Regions from separate parts of the Homo sapiens genome. Here region 2 is linked to region 1. The links are chromatin contacts, found by Hi-C or POLR2A ChIA-PET in ENCODE. All regions are on one chromosome and are shown on one strand. Each heading gives the region's core, a stretch centred on a gene start or an enhancer-like site at or near the end of the contact. The rest is flanking DNA. Distances are from core to core; before and after follow the strand shown.

Region 1 (7,131 bases), core at 2,723-5,222:
ATCTGGCTAATTTCTTGTATTTTTAGTAGAGACAGGGTTTCACTATGTTGGCCAGGCTGGTCTCGAACTCCTGACCTCAGGTGATCCGCCTGCCTCAGCCTCCCAAATTGCTGGGATTACAGGCATGAGCCACTGTGCCTGGCCTGAATTTTTAAATGACACATTTAAGCCAGGTGTGGTGGCACATGCCTATAGTCCCTCTACTCAGGAGACAAGCAAGATGTTGGCTTAAGCTCAGAAGTTCAATACCAGTCTGGGTAACATAGCAAGACCCCATCTCAATAAATAAATAAAAATAATTGTACTGACGTTGTAAGATTGTTGTAAAAATTAAACAAGAAAATTCATAAGATGTCACACTTAAATATCTACCTTATAGGCGGCAGAGCAACTACCACTTGCTGCTCCATTTATCTCATTCAGCATCATACTTGAAATCTAAGACAGTGCAATAAGGCAAAAAAAATAACTGACAGATTAGAAAGGAAGAAATAAAACTTTGTTTGCAGGCATGATTGTATAGATAGAAAACTAAAGAAAAGCTACTGGAACTAATGATCAAATCTAAACCATTTTCTGGATTTTTACATACTAGCAAAGAAGAATTGGAAATTGAATTTTAAATGTCATTTATAATAGGATCAAAAAAGATGAAAAATTTATGGATAAATTTAACAAAATATATGCAAGATCTGTACATTGAGAACTAAGAATGTTACTGAGAGAAATTCAAGAAGACCCAAGAACGATATGCCATACACACGGGTTGGAAGACTAAGTATTAAGTCAGTTCTTCCCAAACTAATCTGTAGATTCAACTTGATCCATCTTAAAATCTCAGCAGGCTACAATTTCTTAATAGAACTTGATGAGCTAATTCTAAAGTTTATATAGAAATACAAGGGATCTAGGAACAGCCCAAGGGATTTTGAAAAAGAACAAAATTGGAAGACTTACCTTGTCATACTTCAAGACTTCTGTAAAGTAGCAAGTAAGACTGTGTGAGATTAACCAAAGAAAATAGAGAATTCAGAAATAGACTCATGTGAAGTATATGGACACTTCAGGTTTTTACAGATGCCTGAGTAATTCGAGGGAGAAAGGACCATCTTTTTCCATCAGTGGTCTTAGAGCTTGGATATCCATATGGAAAAAAACTGAATCTTAACCCTTATCTTATTCTCTGTATATATAAATATTAACTATAAATGGTTCATCAACCTAAGCATAGATCTAAGACAATAAAATGTCTCAAAGAAAATACAGGAGATCTTTGTGACCTTAGGTTACATTTCTTAGGATACAAAATATGTGAACCATAAATTGTACTTTATCAAAAATTAAAAGCATTAGCTGTTTGAAAGCCCCTATTAAGAAGATGAAAGGCAAGTTACAGACTGGGAGAAATATTTGCAAAACATTTTTTTCTTTTTTTTTTTTTTTTTTTGTCTTTTTCTATTTTTATTTTTTATGTTTTTGAGATGGAGTTTTGCTGTGCTGCCCAGGCTGGAGTGCAGTGGTGCGACCTTGGCTCACTGCAACCTCCGCCTCCCAGGTTCAAGCGATTCGCCTGCCTCAGCCTCCCGAGTAGCTGGGATTACAGGCGCACGCCACCGTGCCGGGCTAATTTTTGTATTTTTAGTAGAGACGAGATTTCGCCATGTTGGCCAGGCTGGTCTCAAACTCCTGACCTCAGGTGGTCCACCTGCCTTGGCCTCCCAAAGTGATGGGATTACAGGCGTGAGCCGCCACACTCAGCCAGCCACTGTCCCAGTCCTGTCTTCTTTTAAAATTTCTTTTTCATTCTTTTCCCCAGAAGCTACAAAACATTTGTTTGACAAAGAACTTGTATCTAAAATATATAAAGAACTGTTACAACTCAATAAGGACACAAGCAATACAATTTTTTTTTTTTTTGGAGATGGAGTCTCATTCTGTTGCCCAGACTAGAGTGCAGTGGTGCGATCTTGGCTCACTGCAACCTCTGCCTCCCGGGTTCCAGTGATTCTTCTGCCTTAGCCTCCCGAGTACCTGGGATTACAGGCATGTGCCACCACACCTAGCTAGTTTTTTGTATTTTTAGTGGAGATGGAGTTTCACCGTGTTGGCCAGGCTGGTCTTGAACTCCTGACCTTAGGTGATCTGCCTGCCTTGGCCTCCCAAAGTGCTGGGATTACAGGTGTGAGCCACTGTGCCCGGCCCACAATACAATTTTTTAAATGAACAACAGATTTGAGCAGATACTTCATCAAAGAAAATGAAAATGTATAGCACTTGAAAAGATGTTTAACATCATTAGTCATTAGTGAAATGCAAATTAAGATCACCATGAGACATTACTACATGTCTGTTAGAATGGAGAAATTACAGGTGGCTCACACTTGTAATCCCAACACTTGGGAAGGCTGAGACTGCGAGATCAATTGCCCTCAGGTGTTCGAGACCAGCCTGGGCAACATGGCGAAACCCCTAGGAAATCTCTACAAAAAATACTAAACATTAGCCAGGTGTGGTGGTGTGTACCTGTAGTCCCAGCTACTCCAGAGGCTTTGGTGGGAGGTTGGCTTGAACCCAGGAGAGAGAGGTTGCAGTGAGCCAAGATTGTGCTACCATACCCCAGCCTGGGTGACAGAGCCAGATCCTTTCTTAAAAAAAAAAAAAAAAAATTCTTTAAAATATAATGTCAGGCCAGGCACAGTGACTCAAGCCTGTAATCCCAGCACTTTGGGAGGCCGAGGCGGGCAGATTACGAGGTCAGGAGATCAAGACATCCTGGCTAACATGGTGAAACCCCGTTTCCACTAAAAATACAAAAAAATAGCTGGGTGTGGTGGTGGGCACCTGTAGTCCTAGCTACTTGGGAGGCCGAGGCAGGAGAATGGCATGAACTCGGGAGGCAGAGGTTGCAGTGAGGTGAGATCGCACCACTGCACTCCAGCCTTGGTGACAGAGTGAGACTCTGTTTCTGTAAAAAATAAATAAGTAAATAAATAAAACTTGCCAGGTGTGGTGGTGGGCACCTGTAGTCCCAGCTACTTGAGAGGCTGAGGCAGGAGAATGGCTTGAACCCGGGAGGCGGAGCTTGCAATGAGCCGAGATTGTGCTACTGCACTTCAGCCTGGGCGACAGAGTGAGACCCTATCTCAAAAAAAAAAGAAAAAAAAAAAAAAAGGCAAAAAACTACAGTGACAGAAGCAGATCAGGATTTTCCAGGGCCAGTGAGGAGTCAGGGAAAGGGTAATTATATTGGGGTTGATGGGATTTGGGGGTTGATGGAAGTATTCTGAATCTTGATTGTGTTGATGGTTACATGCTCTATATATTTGTCAAAACTCATTGGACCGTATACTTACATGAGTGAGTTTTGTTGCATGTAAATCATACTACAATAGGCCGAGCATGAGAGCTCATGCCTGTAGTCCCAGCACTTTGGGAGGCTGAGGCAGGCAGATCACAAGGTCAGGAGTTCAAGACCAGCCTGACCAATGTGGTAAAACCCCATCTCTACTAAAAATGCAAAAATTAGCCAGGTGTGGTGGTGTGCACCTGTAGTCCCAGCTACTTGGGAGGCTGAGGCAGGAAAATCGCTTGAACCTGGGAGGTGGAGGTTGCAGTGAGCCAAGATCGCACCACCGCACTGTAGCCTGGGCGACAGAAAGGGTCTCTGTCTCAAAAAAAAAAAAAAAAAAAAAAATCATACTACAATAAAACTGCTTATTTAGGCCGGGTGCGGTGGCTCATGCATGTAATTCCAGCACTTTGAGAGGCCAAGGCGGGAAGATCACCTGAGGTCAGGAGTTCAAGACCAGCCTGGCCAAAATGGCGAAACCCTGTCTCTACTAAAAATATAAAAATTAGCTGGTTGTGGTGGCAGGCACCTGTAATCCCAGCTACTTAGGAGGCCGAGGCAGGAGAATAGCTTGAACCCAGGAGGCTGAGATTGCAGTGAGCCGAGATTGCGCTGCTGCACTCCGGCCTGGGCAACAGGGTGAGACTCTGTCTCAAAAAAAAAAAAAAAAGACAAAATAGAAAAACCACATAAATATTCACTTTATTGCCAACAGGAAAACCATCACTTCCTGCCTTATTGTTTAAAAACACAAATTCACCCATATTCAATCACATGATAAACTGGAGGGGCTGCAGTTTGCATGTGACTGAGTGACTTGCCAGTGTGATTATGTTGCAGATGTCAGCAGACACATGTCAAGGGTTAGTCACCAGACATTGCCAAGAAATACGAAAAGAGAATCTGCATGCGATCCAGGCACTAACACAGCAGTACGCTTTTATTTTGCTGGAAGAGCCTGTGGCACAGCCCATGCATTGACATTTGATCTTGTTTCAGCTAAACTAAATGTGTCTGTTAAGATTTTTTTTTTTTAATTTGAGGTAGATTTAGGTATGAGGGGAAAAAGTTTTCAGCCCTTTTCCTGGCATAGACCTTACAAAAGAACTACTTTCTTTAGCTGTGTTTGTTGAGGCCGTTGGTGAGTGTTTGAAATCTTTTTAGTTGGCTTACTGCTAACTGGAAATTTAGGACGGTTGGGGGAATGCCTGACTCAACGTTTTAACTAAGCTCTCTCTGAAAAGGGATCTCCCCAGCAAAATCTGTAGTGCAATCAATTACCAAGGGAGCGGCTGAAAGTGCTTAATATGCTTAAGCTGGCTTCAGAATGCATGTTCTGTATTACAAGGAACCTGGGTGGAAACAAAACAAATTCATCTATATGTTTTGTTTGTTTGTTTTTTGAGCTGGAGTCTTGCTTTGTTGCCCAGGCTGGAGTGCAGTGGCACGATCTCGGCTCACTACAAGCTCTGCCTCCCAGGTTCACGCCATTCTCCCGCCTCGGCCCCGCGAGTACCTGGGACTATAGGCGCCCACCACTACACCCGGCTAATTTTGTTTTTGTATTTTTAGTAGAGACGGGATTTCACCGTGTTAGCCAGGATGGTCTCCATCTCCTGACCTTGTGATCCACCCGCCTGGGCCTCCCAGAGTGCTGGGATTACAGATGTGAGCCACTGTGCCCAGCCCACCTATATGATTTTTATAAAGGGCATATCTAAATCAAAATAATCCAGGAAGTGACAATAAAATAAAAAGGTGGAAAAGTTTATCTTGGACAAATGCTGACAAAATGAAAGTACCATAGCCATATTAGTGTGGGATAAAATAGACTTCATATTGATGAAAGATGTAATCTCCTAAAAGAAATAACAGTTATACCTGCTGGGCACGGTGGCTCATGCTTATAATCCCAGCACTTTGGAAGGCCGAGGCAGGTGGATCACGAGGTCAGGAGTTCGAGACCAGCCTGGCCAACGTAGTGAAACCCCGTCTCTACTAAAAATACAAAAAAATTAGCCGGGCGTGGTGGCCACCGCCTGTAATCCCACCTACTTGGGAGGCTGAGGCAAGGAGAATTGCTTGAACCTGGGAGGTGGAGGTTGCAGAGTTGAGATCATGCCACTGCACTCTAGCCTGGGCGACAGTGTGAGACTCCGTCTCAAAAAAAAAAAAAAACAGTTATGAATGCTTGTGAACATAACTTTAAAATATATAAAGGAAAGCTAAAGGAAAAGTCTGATGTAACACAAGTATATATTGACAAACCACAATCTTGGTGGGAGATTTGAATATATTTCTCATGAGTCAGCAGATCAAGTAGATAGAAAATAAGTATATAAAAGAATTCAATGACACAATTAGATACATGTAATAGAGATTACATACTCTTCAAAGCTTGTAATAAGTCAACTCACAAACACTGATTTTAAGTCCTTCCACAAAGAAAATCTCAATAAAATAGGGATATAATAAGTCACTTCCCTCCTAGGGCGATAATGTGTATAAAAGTGTTTAAGGTATAAAGCCTTAGAAAACATTTGTTCCTTTTAATGCCCTGATGTGTTTTATCCTAGGAACGGCAGCAGTAGGACACACAGACAAGATTGGGAGATTGAAAGAACTCTGTGAGCAGTATGGCATATGGCTTCATGTGGAGGGGTAAGCCGGCGGTGAGGCTGGTGGCTCCATTCGGGCCTGCACAGAGTCCTTATGAGGACTGGACATCCAGGCTCTCACTTTGGTGACATTTATCACGAAGGGCTCTTTGGGTCACAGATCACAAAATAACCCAAATTGGCTTAAGCCCAAAGAGATCTTACTGGCTCACATAACTACAAAGAGCAGTGTTATGACTGCCTCAGGCACGACATCAACCAGGATCCAGTGTGTTACTCCCACCTCTGCTCCCCCAGTCACAGGCACTGGGCTTGGTTTCCTCTATCTGTGGACAGATCTTCCTGTTACAGTGCAAAGTAGCTGCAGAAACTCCAGCCTTCTTTCCAGCTTCGTGGTCAGCTGGAAGTCCTAACAGAAGTCTCGTATTGAACCAGCCACTGTGGCCAGGGAGAAGTAATCCTCTGATAGTTGAGGTTCTTTGCTCTCCTCTGGAGCAGATAGTGGTGTCTCCTCCCCACAAAGCTCATGTTCTGCTGGAAGAAATGGAGATGGCGCCCTGGAAGGCTATTGTAGGGCCATTAAGAGAAGCAGGGGGAACGGACGTGGGCAGCCAGAGTAGCCCATATCCACCACATCATACAGGGAGGTTTCTTTTTGATCCCTAAGTAAAGAATGATAACTGGAAAATAAGATCCATGAAAGAGAAGAATACTCCCATTATATTAAATGAGCGGGGATAGTTCCTGAGACACATTTTTATTAAAGTGCATTTTCAGGATTTTCCTTCATATGTATAAAGCACACCTTCTGTTGCTGTTAATGAAAGCTAATAACATTAAAAATATACTTAAGTGTCAACTTGCAACAGCACAGCCTTTATTTTTTTAAGTACATGGTGAGTAAGCAACATTAAATAATTAGTTCTTGGACTGGTGTTTTTTCTTCCAGTGTGAATCTGGCAACATTGGCTCTGGGTTATGTCTCCTCATCAGTGCTGGTATGTTGTTGATTTACTGAATATTGGTGTTTTTAAGAATGAATTTAAAGTCACTCAGTCCCTCATGGCTCTTCACAGTTTTTATGAATGGAGGAGGGTGTTAGGTTTGTGTATTCTGATAATCTAACAAAGAGTTGTTCTTGTTTTGGTAGGCTGCAGCCAAATG
Region 2 (7,131 bases), core at 3,208-5,707, 42 kb after region 1:
TGGAACCACAGGCGCACGCCACCACACTTGTGCTAGGATTATAGGCATGAGCCACTGTGCCCAGCCTCTACTTTATTTTTAATTTTTTTTTTTTTTTTTTTAGAGACAAGGCCTCACTCTGTTGCCCAGGCTGAAGTGCTGTGGCCAGATCATAGCTCACTGCAACCTCAAACTCCTGGGCTCAAGCAATCCTCCCACCTCAGCCTCCTTTGCAGTAGCTGGAACCACAGGCGCACGCCACCACACTTGGCTAATTTTTGCTCTTTTAAGTAGTAAAAAGAGTTTAGCCAAACTTCCCTTCTTTGGAAAACCACACAGTCCTACTTTATAAATTCATATGCAAGTAGTCCCAGTTTTCTTAACCTCTAATATGCTCTAGACACTAATATTTGCTTAAAAAAAAAAAAGCTTTTCCCTCAGTCCCTCATCCCTATTTCCCAGTTCCTATTCAATGGCAGTATTCTCTTAACCCAGTGACCAGCAGATTTTCTGAAAAAGGCCAGACAGTAAATATTTGGGGTTCTACAAGGCCGCAGTCTCTGTCACAATTGCTCAACTCTGCTGTTATTATGAAGTGAAAGCAGCCATAGACAATACAGATGTGGCTGTGTTCCAATAAAACTTTATTTATAGGTGACACCGAAGTTTTAATTTCAATACCATTTCCCATGTTACAAAATATTATTTTGATTTTTCTCAACCTTTGAGAAATATAAAGACCATTCTTGGCCTATAGGCTATACATAAGCAGGGTCCGGCCCATGAGCTGTGGCTTGTTGACCTGTGTCTTAGCCAATCACCTAGCTGTGACCTGGGGGATGATCATGTGACCCTCACCCCTGCTGTCCTGTTTATCAATTCTTCCTTTATAAACAGGAGAGGGGCATGAAGGTGATCTGTGAACTGTAAAGCACAATGCTATATAAGAAATTATGAGGCCCAACACACTGGCTCACGCCTGTAATCCCAGCACTTTGGAGGCCGAGGCGAGATGATCGCTTGAGGTCAGGAGTTTCAGACCAGCCTGGCCAACATGTTGAAGCCCCATCTCTACTAAAAATACAAAAATTAGCCGGGCATGGTGGCAGATGTCTGATACTCAGGAGGCTGTGGCAGGAGAATCACTTGAACCTGGGAGGCAGAGGTTGTAGTGAGCCAAGATCGTGCCATTGCACTCCAGCCTGGGTGACAGAGCAAGGCTCTGTCTCTCAAAAAAAAAATAAATAAATAAATAATAAAAGCAGGAACTAAGCTACGCTGCGAGCATCTTGTAGACTCTGTGGAACCGTATTACCCAAGATGTTGCAGGACTGGTTACCGAGTACCCAGTGACTGGTTAAGAGTGACTAAGGGAGGGCTCTAAACAGCTCTGGCCAAAGGAACTTCATGCTGGGATGGCCACCGTCTATATTCACACTGTCTCATTAGTAGCCATGCTGTCTGCTCGGCACTTGAAATGTGGCTACTGCAACTGAGGAACTGAGTTTCAATTTTATCTAATTTTAATTGATTTTTAAGTTAAATCCTAAGTAACCAGATGGCTCGTGGCTACTGTACTGAATAGCGCAGCTCCAGAGTCAAGGGCAGGCTGCCAGGGTTCCAATCCTGGCTTCACCACTCCCAGGATGTGGGGCCTGGGGCCAGTTTCCCAGCCTCTCTGTGCCCCACAGTCCTCATCTGTAAAATGGGAATAGCAGTAACTCTTGCTGTGGTGCTTGGCAGCTTCCACTGTATGACTTATTGTTATTATTTGCTAGTCATAGCTACACACAGGCTTCTAACTGTTGGTACTCCATACTCAGAACACATCGTTACATGAAAAAGACACATTATAAAACAACATATAGTAAGCTATCATTTTTTTAAAAAAAGTAAATTATATACAAAGAAAAACCTTCATTAGGACTTTCACCAAACTAAAGAATGGTTGTAGTCATACTTTTTTTTCTGTATTATTATATTTTGCTTTCCTACAAAGAGGACACCCTGTTTTATTATATAAAAATAATCCAGGCCAGGTGGAGTGGCTCACACCGGTAATCCCAGCACTTTGGGAGGCCGAGACGGGCAGATCACTTGAGGTCAGGAGTTCAAGAACAGCCTGGCCAACATGGTGAAAACCCGTCTCTACTAAAAATAAAAAAATTAGCTGGGTGTGGTGGCATGCACCTGTAATCCCAGCTACTTGGGAGGCTGAGGCAGGAGAATCGCTTGAACCTTGGGAGACAGAGGTTGCAGTGAGCCGAGATTGTGCCACAGCAATCCAGCCTGGGCCACAGAACAAAACTAAGTCTCAAAAAAACCAACCAACCAAACAAACAAACAAAAAACCCAACCTTTAATGTCTCCCTGTTGCTAAGTAGGTGAAAGGTCCATCTAAGCCCCTTGGTCATTTGGTCATCTGGGTACAATCCACCCCTGTAAGGTTACTTTCCATGCTTCCCCTCCTCACCCGGGCTGCTCCGGAGAAACTGGCCAGGACACCCACCCACTGGGCCCTTCCCCTCCTGCCCGCCGCGCCCCAGGCGGCTTGCCCAGCTGCGATGCCCTCACCCTTCTTCTCCTTTTCAAATCTCTCTCGTGCCTGCATCCTTCTTCACTTACACTGCCGCAAATCAAAGTGATCGCCCCCTTCCAAAGTTCCTGTAACACAAACTGGTCCCCAGTACACAGCCTTTCTAGGACATGTCTTCTTAAATAGGCCAAAACCTTCCTTCGAGAGAAGCAGCCCCGGTATGTCACCAAATCTCCCTCCACACTTAAGTGTGCAGCCCGGGACACCCATCTAACTTTCTATCACGGACATTTTCAAACAGACATAAAAGTAGAGCATCCCCTAAATTCTTCAGGCGGCTGAAATTATTTTTCCTTGGTGAGTCCTACTCTTGACTTCGCTAGCTAACAGGACAGTAACACAACGCAAGGATAAAGTGACACGCCACCACGCCTAGCTCGGTGCATGTTGGCTAACAGACGATGGTCGGTCCTGAAATGCAAGCTGAGAATCACACAGAGCTGTCTGCCTTCTCCCCGTCAGTAAGTCCTTGTCACCCTTCAGAACACGTTCAGGGGTCATTTTGTGACCTCATTTATGCAGCAAATCTTTACTGAGCGCCAATTCTATGCCAGGGACCGTCCTACACTCTGAGGATACAAAAGTGAGGACACTACTCTTATCTGCCTTCAGGAGGCTTACATTCTGGCGACAGACCAATAGAGAACAAACAAGCAAACAAAATAATCACAAACTGTACAGCTGTGACAGATGAAACCTCTAAATGCCTTCCCCAACCCAACACACTTGGTCAGGTTCCTGTGCTTCCCATCTCAGAGTGAAAGGGGACGCTTTTTCTTTATGGTACTTAACAGTTTATAGTATCTGAGCCTTCTTCATCAGAAACCATTCTCCCTTCTAGACTATAAACACTCCGAGGGCAGGGACAGTGATCAGTACGTTGCCCAACAGATATTAGGGGCTCGATATTTGACTCTCAAATCAAGGAACTGATTGATTCCCCTTTAACAGGATCTATGGCAAATAGGACGTCTGCCCCCGCCGCCACGCCCCGCTCTTTTTAAAACCTGAGAACCCCCTTGCCAACAGTCCCTGCATAAGCGTGGACAAGAGTTCAGAGATCTATTTGAGCACAAAAGCAGAAAAAACAAAAACAAAACCCGTGCATCAGGGCGTGGTCCTATGGCCCAGCTGCGGAAAGCAGGGCTCTCTCTCCCGGCTAAAAATAACTCGGCGCCCTACGCCCCGGGGGTAGGGGAGAGAGAGGAGGAAGGACTGGGGGTCCCCGCCAAGATCCCCCAGGCCAAACGCTCTCCGAAGCCCACCCTGGAATAACCTCCTGCTTCACGGGGACGCAAGGACGAAGCAACGTTCACCGCAGGCTGCGGGTCCCCGAAGGCGGGCGGCCGGATTTGCCTAAACGGACCCAGCCCTATGGGGGCTGCAGCCGCCCCGTCGGGGAATGGGGGTCCCGGCGTGTCCCCGAGCCGCAGTGCTGTGCGACCTTGGGCAAGTCACCTAACCTCTCTGGGCCCCCGTCCCCTCCCTTGTCAGAGAGTGGCCTCCGGGGCAGCCCGCTGAAGTCTAAAGAAGGCAAAAACTCCCCGACCCCTCAAGGGGAAGACGCGAGCCGACGGCCGGGGCTCCGGATGTGCCAACAGCGCCAAGTTTCAAGTCTGTGTCGCGTGAGGGGGGCGCTAGCCCGCCCTGCAGCTTCCCCTCGGGCCCGCCCCGAAGCCCCGCGCCGCGCCCCACTCACCTCCAAAGGCGGGTGGGCTCGGACGAGGTCCCCGGCTGACTGCGGCAGCCGCACTCGCCGCCCCTCGACGAGCAGCGGCATCGCGGAGGCGGCCGCCCAGGCAGGCCCAGGGAGGCGGCGGCCCCCCGCTTTGCAGCCCCGGGCCGCCCGCCGCCCCCGCCCCTCGGGCCGCGCGTCCCGCCTCGTCCTGCCCCGCCCCACCGCGGGCGCTGCCGGGAAGTGGAGTCCAGGCGGAGGCGGTGCCGGCCGAAGAGACTGGAGAAATCCAGGACATGGCCGCAAGGCCTCACGGGAAATGTAGTCCAAAGCCAGGAAGTGGCCCTGGAAGCAGCGCGCGGCCCGCCTCCTCCGCAAGGGGCGCTGGGAAGTGTAGTCCCAAAAGCGTGGGAGTGAAGGAGCGGGGAAAGGAGAGCTGCCAGGGAGCAGCTGCACCAGCCAAGAGAGCCTCCGGGCGAGTTCCTGGGGCGGGTTCTGGCTCCGACTGCTGCGCTTTAGGTCATTGCTCCACGCTTCCCAGGTGTGTGACCTTCCACAAGCTTGAGTTTGGGACCCTGCTGTGCAGCTCCGTAGGATTGCATTCAATGAGTAATAATAAACCTAATCAGGCGGGCACGGTGGCTCACGCCTGTAATCCCAGCACTTTGGGGGGCCGAGGCAGGAGGATCGCTTGAGGCCAGGAGTTCGAGACCAGCCTGGGCAACATAGTGAGACCCACCCTCCCCCATACCCTCGTCTCTGCCAAAAATTTAAAAATTAACTGGGCACGGTGGCATGCACCTGTGATCCCAGCCACTCTGTAGGCTGAGGCGGGAGGATCTCTTGACCCCAGGAGTGGGAGGCTGCAATGAGCTATGTTTGGGCACTGCAGAGGGACACTCTGTTTCTGAAAATAATAAAAATAAATGTAAACGGTCTTAAACTGAGAAAATAGATCCTGAACTGTGCTAGCCCCACGTACTAAAGAGATCATCGATTAACACGTCGTGATTGGAATGCAATAGGCCACTCACAGGTGGGCTGGGAACCGTGGGGGAAGGATTTGCGGATACTGACTGCAGAGCCCCTAATCTGAGGACAGGTCCCCAAGGTGAGAGGCGTCTCACCGTGGAGCTCTCTTCTAAAACTTGGAAATATTGCTCAAATTCATCCAACTCTGCAGCACATTAACAAAAAGTAATTTTACAAAAGATACAGAGGAGCCACATGATACAGCAGAAACTTTATTAGAATTTTATCATCTGTATTCATCGTCTTCTTTCATAAATCTCCCCCTCAGCTTACACACCCCGTTCAACAAAAATACCAGGAAATTTACTAAAGAAATGACTGTAGAAGATGGTGTTCCCATCGCCAGGTTACCCAACTTCTCACCCAAAATAACTCTATTTCTAGCTACCAGGAAATTATTTCTCTGTATTATTACACCTACATTTCTCATTTGTCCTTACAAATGTAGGAGCTACTATCAACACCTCATTTGTCATTTGTCCTCACAAATGTAGGAGCTACTATCAACACCTCCGTTATAACAGATACAGTAACTTGCTCAAAGTGGTAGAAATAAGTAGTAGAACGAAGACTGAACCTAGCTTTGCATGATTCCAAAGGCAGTGCTCTCCATCACTATAAGATGCTCCTAGACTGTACTGTAAACAACTCATTCTAATGCAGGTGACATTAAGTAAGTCCCAACTAGGAAGCTCGGAGCTAAAAACAGGGTTTGAAACCAGGGTGATCAATGACCAGCAGGCTGGCCTGGAGCAAGTTACTTAACTTCCCTGAACTGGTTTTGTAGAATAGCATGTTTGTTTCACCTGGTACATACTAAACACTAAAGATAGCTATTATTGGAATTGCAGAGCAAAGAGTAGTCAATCAAAGTGAGGCATTTGGAAGTGCAAAGGTGAAGAACAAGGTTCTGTGGGTTCTGCCTGGGGCTGGTGCAGTTTGCCTAACTGGTTTTTCACTTTTGGGTGATCTTTTTTCAAGTAATCTCAGGTTATCAATCTCCTAGGCTGAGTACTGTGTTAAAGGACTAAATGAGCCAGATAACAAGCAGGAAACCACTCCCCTACCTCTCTTCCCACCCAGCTCCACAAATTTTGGTCTACAGGCAATGAGGAAGCAATAGCAGGTGTGTGGCCAGCACTGCGGCTCATGCCTGTAACCCCAGCACTTTGAAAGGCCGAAGGAGGACTCACTTGAGCCCAGAAGTTCGAGACGAGCCTGGACAACACAGGGATCCCTGCTTCTCCAACAAATACAAAAATTAGCTGGGCATGGTGGCAGGCCTGTAGTCCCAGCTACTCGGGAGGATCAATCAAGCCCTAGAGGTCAAGGCTGCAATGAGGCACGACTGTGCCACTGCACTCCTGCCTGGGTGATTACAGCAAGACCGTCTCAAAAAAAAAAGAAAAAGAAAAAGAAAGCACTAATTACAATGTTGGAAAGCCTGTTTCTTTAAGATAGGAAACCAACCTGCCTCACAAGATGGCTGATGGCAAAGTTCAAAGAATATATACAGGGAAATATTTTTTAAATTACACTTTTTTGAGGCCAGACATGGTGGCTCACGCCTGTAATCCCAGCACTTTGGGAGGCCGAGGCGGACAGATTGCTTGAGGTTAGGAGTTCAAGACCAGCCTGGCCAACATAGTGAAACTCCATCTCTACTAAAAATACAAAAATTAGCCAGGCATGGTGGTGCGTACCTGTAGTCCCAGCTACTCAGGAGACTGAGGTGGGCGGATCACTTGAGCCCAGGAGGCGGAGGTTGCAGTTGTTGAGCTGTGATTGCACCACTGCACTCCAGCCTGGGTGACAGAGTGAGACTCTTGTCTCAAAAAAAAGAATGATG

The links. A loop is a pair of places that touch in the nucleus more often than their neighbours do. ChIA-PET counts read pairs that join two places held with the same protein, here RNA polymerase II (POLR2A). Pooled maps may share reads with other maps.
Region 2: a map of CD8-positive, alpha-beta T cell shows a loop between it and region 1 (8-fold over the local background). The contact joins the promoter of NTAN1 here to the enhancer-like site in region 1. A Hi-C loop is called at or near these places in 3 of 168 maps with a recorded cell type or tissue (CD4-positive, alpha-beta memory T cell, CD8-positive, alpha-beta T cell and naive thymus-derived CD4-positive, alpha-beta T cell), 1 of 37 single-sample maps with no recorded cell type and 12 of 50 pooled maps. POLR2A ChIA-PET finds 5 or more read pairs at or near these places in 2 of 52 experiments (A673 and AG04449).

Annotation. Positions count from the first base shown.
Region 1 is chr16:15,010,204-15,017,334 of GRCh38, forward strand. PDXDC1 (pyridoxal dependent decarboxylase domain containing 1) reads left to right here. Exons shown (of 23, transcript NM_015027.4): 9 at 5,926-6,010; 10 at 6,917-6,965; 11 at 7,118-7,131. It overlaps MIR1972-1 (microRNA 1972-1), which reads right to left and starts at 194; the gene lies at 118-194. RefSeq lists a silencer at 2,807-2,912 and enhancers at 5,703-6,204, 6,205-6,704. Within about 2 kb of position 3,973, at least 15 of the 41 ENCODE cell types and tissues checked have a DNase peak (open chromatin) inside an H3K27ac peak, as active enhancers do; they include A673 and CD8-positive, alpha-beta T cell, where a contact is called at or near this core.
Region 2 is chr16:15,051,617-15,058,747 of GRCh38, forward strand. NTAN1 (N-terminal asparagine amidase) reads right to left here and starts at 4,458. Exons shown (of 10, transcript NM_173474.4): 1 at 4,275-4,458. The coding sequence starts at 4,355. It also overlaps a transcript of PDXDC1 not described here. RefSeq lists a silencer at 3,829-4,013.